2 separate regions of the Homo sapiens genome follow, and region 1 is linked to region 2. A link is a contact called in ENCODE Hi-C or POLR2A ChIA-PET data. All regions are on one chromosome and are shown on one strand. Each heading gives the region's core, a stretch centred on a gene start or an enhancer-like site at or near the end of the contact. The rest is flanking DNA. Distances are from core to core; before and after follow the strand shown. Region 1 overlaps LOC101927896 (a long non-coding RNA gene). Region 2 overlaps LOC101927896 (a long non-coding RNA gene).

Region 1 (2,700 bases), core at 52-2,551, 41 kb after region 2:
AAATGGAGAAAAAAAAATGGCTGAGCTTTGCACTGCCTGGGTCACCCCTAACTCAATCCCTGCCACCAGGCTGCAGATTTGGGTAGCAGTTTGTTGCCCTAACACAGGATAACTGTGATTGGTTGATATCAATCAAGATATGTCCCTAAAGACCCAGAGGAGCCAATCTCAATCAAGCCTTGGCTGCAGCACAGTGAGAAGTCCCCTGGCATGGCCAGGAGAAACCTACTTTGCCCAACAGGTACGTATCCATGATTGGAAAGGAAAAAAGACCAATTTGTACTGAACCTATATTGAGTACTGACTAAGGAGCTTTTACCATTTAATTTAACCCCAACAGTCCTTAGGGGGAGGGCTTGCTATGCTTATTTCACAGATAAGAAAACTTTAGCTCAGAGAGTATGAGTCATTTGCTTAAGGTCCCACAGCTAATATGCATCAAAGCTTATCTCACCGATTTCATATGCTGCTTGGCACAGCTTGTTAATGACCCTGAAGTCCATCCAAGCTAGACCTGGGAAATACATTTTAGATCCCATTCCCCCAAGTTTTGTTGTTAAAACTCATGTAGAGTATTTGGAATACATATATATGGAATATGAACATATATATATATATAAAAACATATATATATATGGTTTAGACTAAAGTTGGAAGGAAAACTAAAGATATGTTTTTTCCAGTTAAGCATCTTCTAACAGTTTAAGTAATTGGTTTGTGTTATCAGATTGTGGTCTAAACTAGATCACAGGAATGAATCATAGCTGATGTAATGCACACATGTCTTAGCACAGCTATTATGTGGTACCCAGGTGCACTGAATTTTACAATATGAAACCAGAGCTCTGCCCTTGAACCCGGTGAGCAATTATGGCATCATGAACTAGGCACTTGGATGCAGTTCAAAGAGCTGAGAACAAGTTACGAAAACGCAGGGAAAGTAAACTTCGGAGTTCCAGAGAGGTCACTCAATCTCCTCCTGGCCTTGCAGAGATGCCGATATCAGCTCCATGTGAAAACTGGTGGGGAAAACCTACAAGTCCAGGCTTTCACTTTTCCCTTAAAAGAACAGGGGTTGTCCTGAGCTGTGTAGCCTCTGGGATGGTGAGTCTTCCAGAAAATTTTCTCCCAGGGGACTTCACGGAAGAAGAAATTCCCTTCAAACTTGGGCTTTTCAGTTCTGTTACTAGCATTTGGGATTGGACCAATAGCCCCTGATGGCAATTCTGGTTGGGCAGGGGAAGTGTGAGAGTGTGGTGGGCAGGTGGGTAGAGGTGGGAAACGAAGCAAAGGGACAGAGACATGCAGGCTAATGTGGATGGTGGAGACCTCCCAGCAAGGGCAGCACTGCCTGCAGCAATGCCAGAAAGACAGCCTGAAAGAGAAGCTTTCTGCAACCTTAGTTCTTTTTGCTCAGGAAGTACTAAAGTTAGAACCTGCTGTCTTTTAAAAAGAAATGATGTTATTTCACAGATCCGCACATTTAAATAACAAATAAGCCAAGACAAAACAAAACAAAATGTGAAGTCCTAAAATTTAGTTAAGATACATTTTTCTTCTAAGAGACTGCATGGAAATTTTGTTGTTGAAATAATTCACTGTGCTGAGCTTCACTTGAAATGCTTAAATACCTTGAAACCATTTCCATTTTTGCCTTTACTCAAAATAAGTGGTTACTTTCTAATGAATGAAAAGCCCAGTATGTGAAAAGTGTGGCTTAGGCCAATAAAAAGGGAGGTAACAGCATTTTAGTAGTTTCTCAGAAGCAGTTAAAAAATAACACAATGAAGTTTAACAGGCTGAGGAAACATCACACCCCATCATTAAAAACAGCAATGCCAAAAATACCCAGGGGTGAACAGAGGTGAGGGAGACTGCCAAAAGATTATTGCTTGAAGGATTGCCTTTCCTTGTACGGGTACCTACCCAGGGCAGTTGCTCCAGGTTCATGCAGGGGTGGCCATATTTTGTATCACGTGATCCTCAGTCCACAAGCTGATTGGACCAGAGGAGGCCACTTCCCCAGAGGCTGATCAGAACACCGTGATACAGCTCCCTGCAGGGGGCGCTGCGCTGTTTTTGCAGCCAAATGCAAAATGAAACTGTAAGTGCTCTCATTCAAAAAGCAGGAGAAACGTGCCATGGAATGTAGTAAAAGATAAGGCTTTTCCCTTTTTCTACAGTCTCTCAATTTGTTATGGTGTTTTTACTTTGCTCCTTGAGGTCGTTTTGAGTAAAGAAAGAATACAATTTTAAATCATTAGCATGAATTTTACCATTACTCTTCATATTGTGCAATTTCACGTTTAAATACAAACATAAGTACATTTAACTCATATGCAGCATCACCAAAATTACACAATTTGTATTTTGTGGCTTGTACATGCATATATATTTCATTCTTAGCAGAACATTGGAAACACTACAACACATGAACTCAACTGTCTTTATTTCACTTCTTGGTGCACACATTTTCTACTAACAACCTCTACTTTTGGCTTATTGATGAATAAGGAAAGACTTAAAAAAAAAAAAAAAAAAGGAAAAAGCAAGTCTGGCTCTCTTGCCCTTTCCTTCTAAGTCCTCGTTTTCAGCATAAGGGGTTAGCTGGCATAGCTCTGAAGCCTGAATATCTGAGACAGATCTCAGTTAATTTAGGAAGTTTATTTTGCCAAAGTTAAGGACATGCACCTGTGACAT
Region 2 (2,701 bases), core at 197-2,696:
GTAAGCAAATCCTTCTCTGGGGTTATCGGGCTCCACCAGGTGGGGTCTCAGGAAGTCTCTAGCATATATGTAAGAGTTATTTACCCTATCAACAATGTGTATAAAAACAAACAAGCACACTTTTCAGAAGAGCTTTTCCTGCACTAAACACCAGCTGATTTGTGGAGCATGATTGGTAGTTGAGCTACTTAATTGGATTCCTCAGAACAGGGTCAGTAAAAATAGATGCAAATCCATAGGGTGACATAGTCACATAAGATTGTGGAAATTGTAACATGACTGGCTCTAGGACACGCACAAATTTTCATATGCAGAGTCCTGAGAAGAGTCATGGTGAAGAAACCCACTTAAGCAATTCCAAAGTTAAATGACAAGGAAGACTGCACTAATGTCCTAAGGCATCGGGTCCTGCAGAACTTGTTTGTTAGCAAAACCACCCCAGATGGAAGACTTGGGTGGCAATTCCAAAGGGCCTTTTCCTGCATTCCTGACTGACCTTAATTGACAGTGACGTTGACATCGCAGGCTTTTCTGGCCATCCAAGTAGTGAATGAACTTGCAGCAAACCTTGGAAAACCTTATGCAATCCTGTGTCAAGAATCTCGTGACAAAGTAAAGAATCCTTTGGGAATGGGCATGTCCACCTCTTAAATTACATACTTGCTGTAAAACAAACTGGCAGAGCTACTGTCTGGTGACCACAAAGGTAATTTGCCTACAACTCAGAATGAAGATTTGTCCCAGAATGAGTTCTTTTTACCAATAGAGAATATTTGCATTCAGAGAATCTGGGCCAGAACTTCCTCATCTCTTTTGAAAGGTATGCTTCCCGAAGCCTCTGGGTTGGCCCTGGTGACTCTCTGCAGAAGAGGAGGGTGAGTTCTTCACTGCAGTTTAAGATGCACCCATCAGGGCCATGACCCGTTCATTATCGCACATGGCCCTTGGCCCAGGACCAAGGCAGAAAGAGGCACAGATTGCTCCCCTCTTCTCTGGGCCTCTTGACAACCCTGAGCTCTACACTGCTGGATATATACATAAATATATATAGTCCCATGTTCTTAAGTCTCACTTTGAAAACTACAACCCTCAAGTGACAACTGGGCAGAGCTCTGGAGAAGATGGGCAGTGACTGGGAGCCCTACTCAGGGACACAGAACCATGAGTGGTGGGTCGCCTCTGTAGGTTAATATTGAGTGTCAACTTGATTGGATTGAAGGATGTCAGACTCCAGGTTCTTCAGCTTTGGGATTCAGACTGGCTTCCTTGCTCCTCAGCTTGCAGACGGCCTATTGTGGGGCCTCACCTTGTGATCGTGTAAGTCAATACTCCTTAATAAACTCCCCTTCATATATACATCTATCCTATCAGTTCCATCCCTCTAGAGAACCCTGACTAATACAGCCTCTTTCTCACTTTTCCTCTTCCCCAGGAGGTCCTGGCCATGCAGTGCCGCGTGGAATCAGGACAGATGACTCATGCTCCAAGAATTCTTCACTTTGCTTAGAAGACCAGCCAAAGAAAGGAAACTCCCTTGCATCTGGCCTCCTTCTTGGGGGAGTGGGGACTGCGGTGCTCTCTCCCCGCCTGGGAGGGGAGGGAATGTTATTCTTTGCAGAGCTGCAGATGTATCTATTTCCTGGGGTTGCTGTTTATTCTGTTAGAGATTGAAAATACTGGGTGAAAATAAAGTTTAACCCAGAAATCTGACTGATAGGATTCTTGGAGGGAAAGGCATGTGAACCGAAAATAGTCCTCAGTATTGAGTCCCAAGGACTTTTACTCCTTTTTTATTTCTTAAACAAAATTTCAATTGGTGGATAATAGTTTATGGACAAGACTTTATGGAAGAAGCATGTGTGATGGTCACAAGTACCTGCAAAGGTCAAAAAGCATGAGTCTTTTATATCCAGCACATAAAAATAGCATAGATGGTTCCAGAAAACTGGCCCTGGTGCCCTATCTGCCATCCCCAAACTAGAGCTTTGAGGTTCGTTCAAGGGAGGAGTCTCACAGATACACGAAAAGAAGGCTACATTGTGACAATGATACAGGATATTAAAGTTAAAAAAAACAAAAAGATAGTTTAGCCCATTCACTTCATTCAATCCCAGACCTCTAGTTTGGAAACTCAAGACAAGAGAAATTGCCACAGAAACTCTGTGCAGGGTGAAATGAGCTCCTTGCTTCCAATTTTCTTGCTTGTCAGTACCCATATCATACCCAGAACCAACGTAGCCACGAGGAACACCACACATGCCTCTGCCTAGCAATGCATCCTGGAAGGCCAATAACCAAACAGGCAGAAATTTTCCAAACAAGATGTTAAGCTGTTGGTAGCTTGAAACAGACCATGGTGAGAGTATTTACATGCCAAAAAAAAAAAATGGCAAACGCTACAGTCATGGCTTTCTGACTTTTTGTTTTGTTTATTGAGACAGAATTTACCAGCCTACCGTTGCCCAGGCTGGAGTAGAATGAAGAATAAGGAAATGGATCTGGCCAAGGGCCCCAAGGGGCTGGACTTTGAGCCAAGTGACCACAGTTTAAAGGACATAAGCAACCCAGCCTTGATTCCATGGTGTCGCCACACCTGCAGATGTGTCCCCTTGGGTAGACAGCAACTATGACCATAGTACAGGTGACGTCAGGGGTGGGTACAGGAACCAAGGCATTCCCTACATGGAGTAAGCTTTGTTAA

The links. A loop is a pair of places that touch in the nucleus more often than their neighbours do. ChIA-PET counts read pairs that join two places held with the same protein, here RNA polymerase II (POLR2A). Pooled maps may share reads with other maps.
Region 1: a map of endothelial cell of umbilical vein shows a loop between it and region 2 (4-fold over the local background). The contact joins two enhancer-like sites. A Hi-C loop is called at or near these places in 2 of 168 maps with a recorded cell type or tissue (HepG2 and endothelial cell of umbilical vein) and 6 of 50 pooled maps. POLR2A ChIA-PET finds 5 or more read pairs at or near these places in 4 of 52 experiments (A549, HEK293, HepG2 and 1 more).

Annotation. Positions count from the first base shown.
Region 1 is chr2:234,879,835-234,882,534 of GRCh38, forward strand. All of the region lies in intron 2 of LOC101927896 (a long non-coding RNA gene), which reads right to left. Among named protein-coding and RNA genes, the nearest start is that of SH3BP4, 71 kb to the right of the region's middle. Within about 2 kb of position 1,302, at least 10 of the 41 ENCODE cell types and tissues checked have a DNase peak (open chromatin) inside an H3K27ac peak, as active enhancers do.
Region 2 is chr2:234,838,990-234,841,690 of GRCh38, forward strand. All of the region lies in intron 2 of LOC101927896 (a long non-coding RNA gene), which reads right to left. Among named protein-coding and RNA genes, the nearest start is that of SH3BP4, 110 kb to the right of the region's middle. Within about 2 kb of position 1,447, at least 5 of the 41 ENCODE cell types and tissues checked have a DNase peak (open chromatin) inside an H3K27ac peak, as active enhancers do.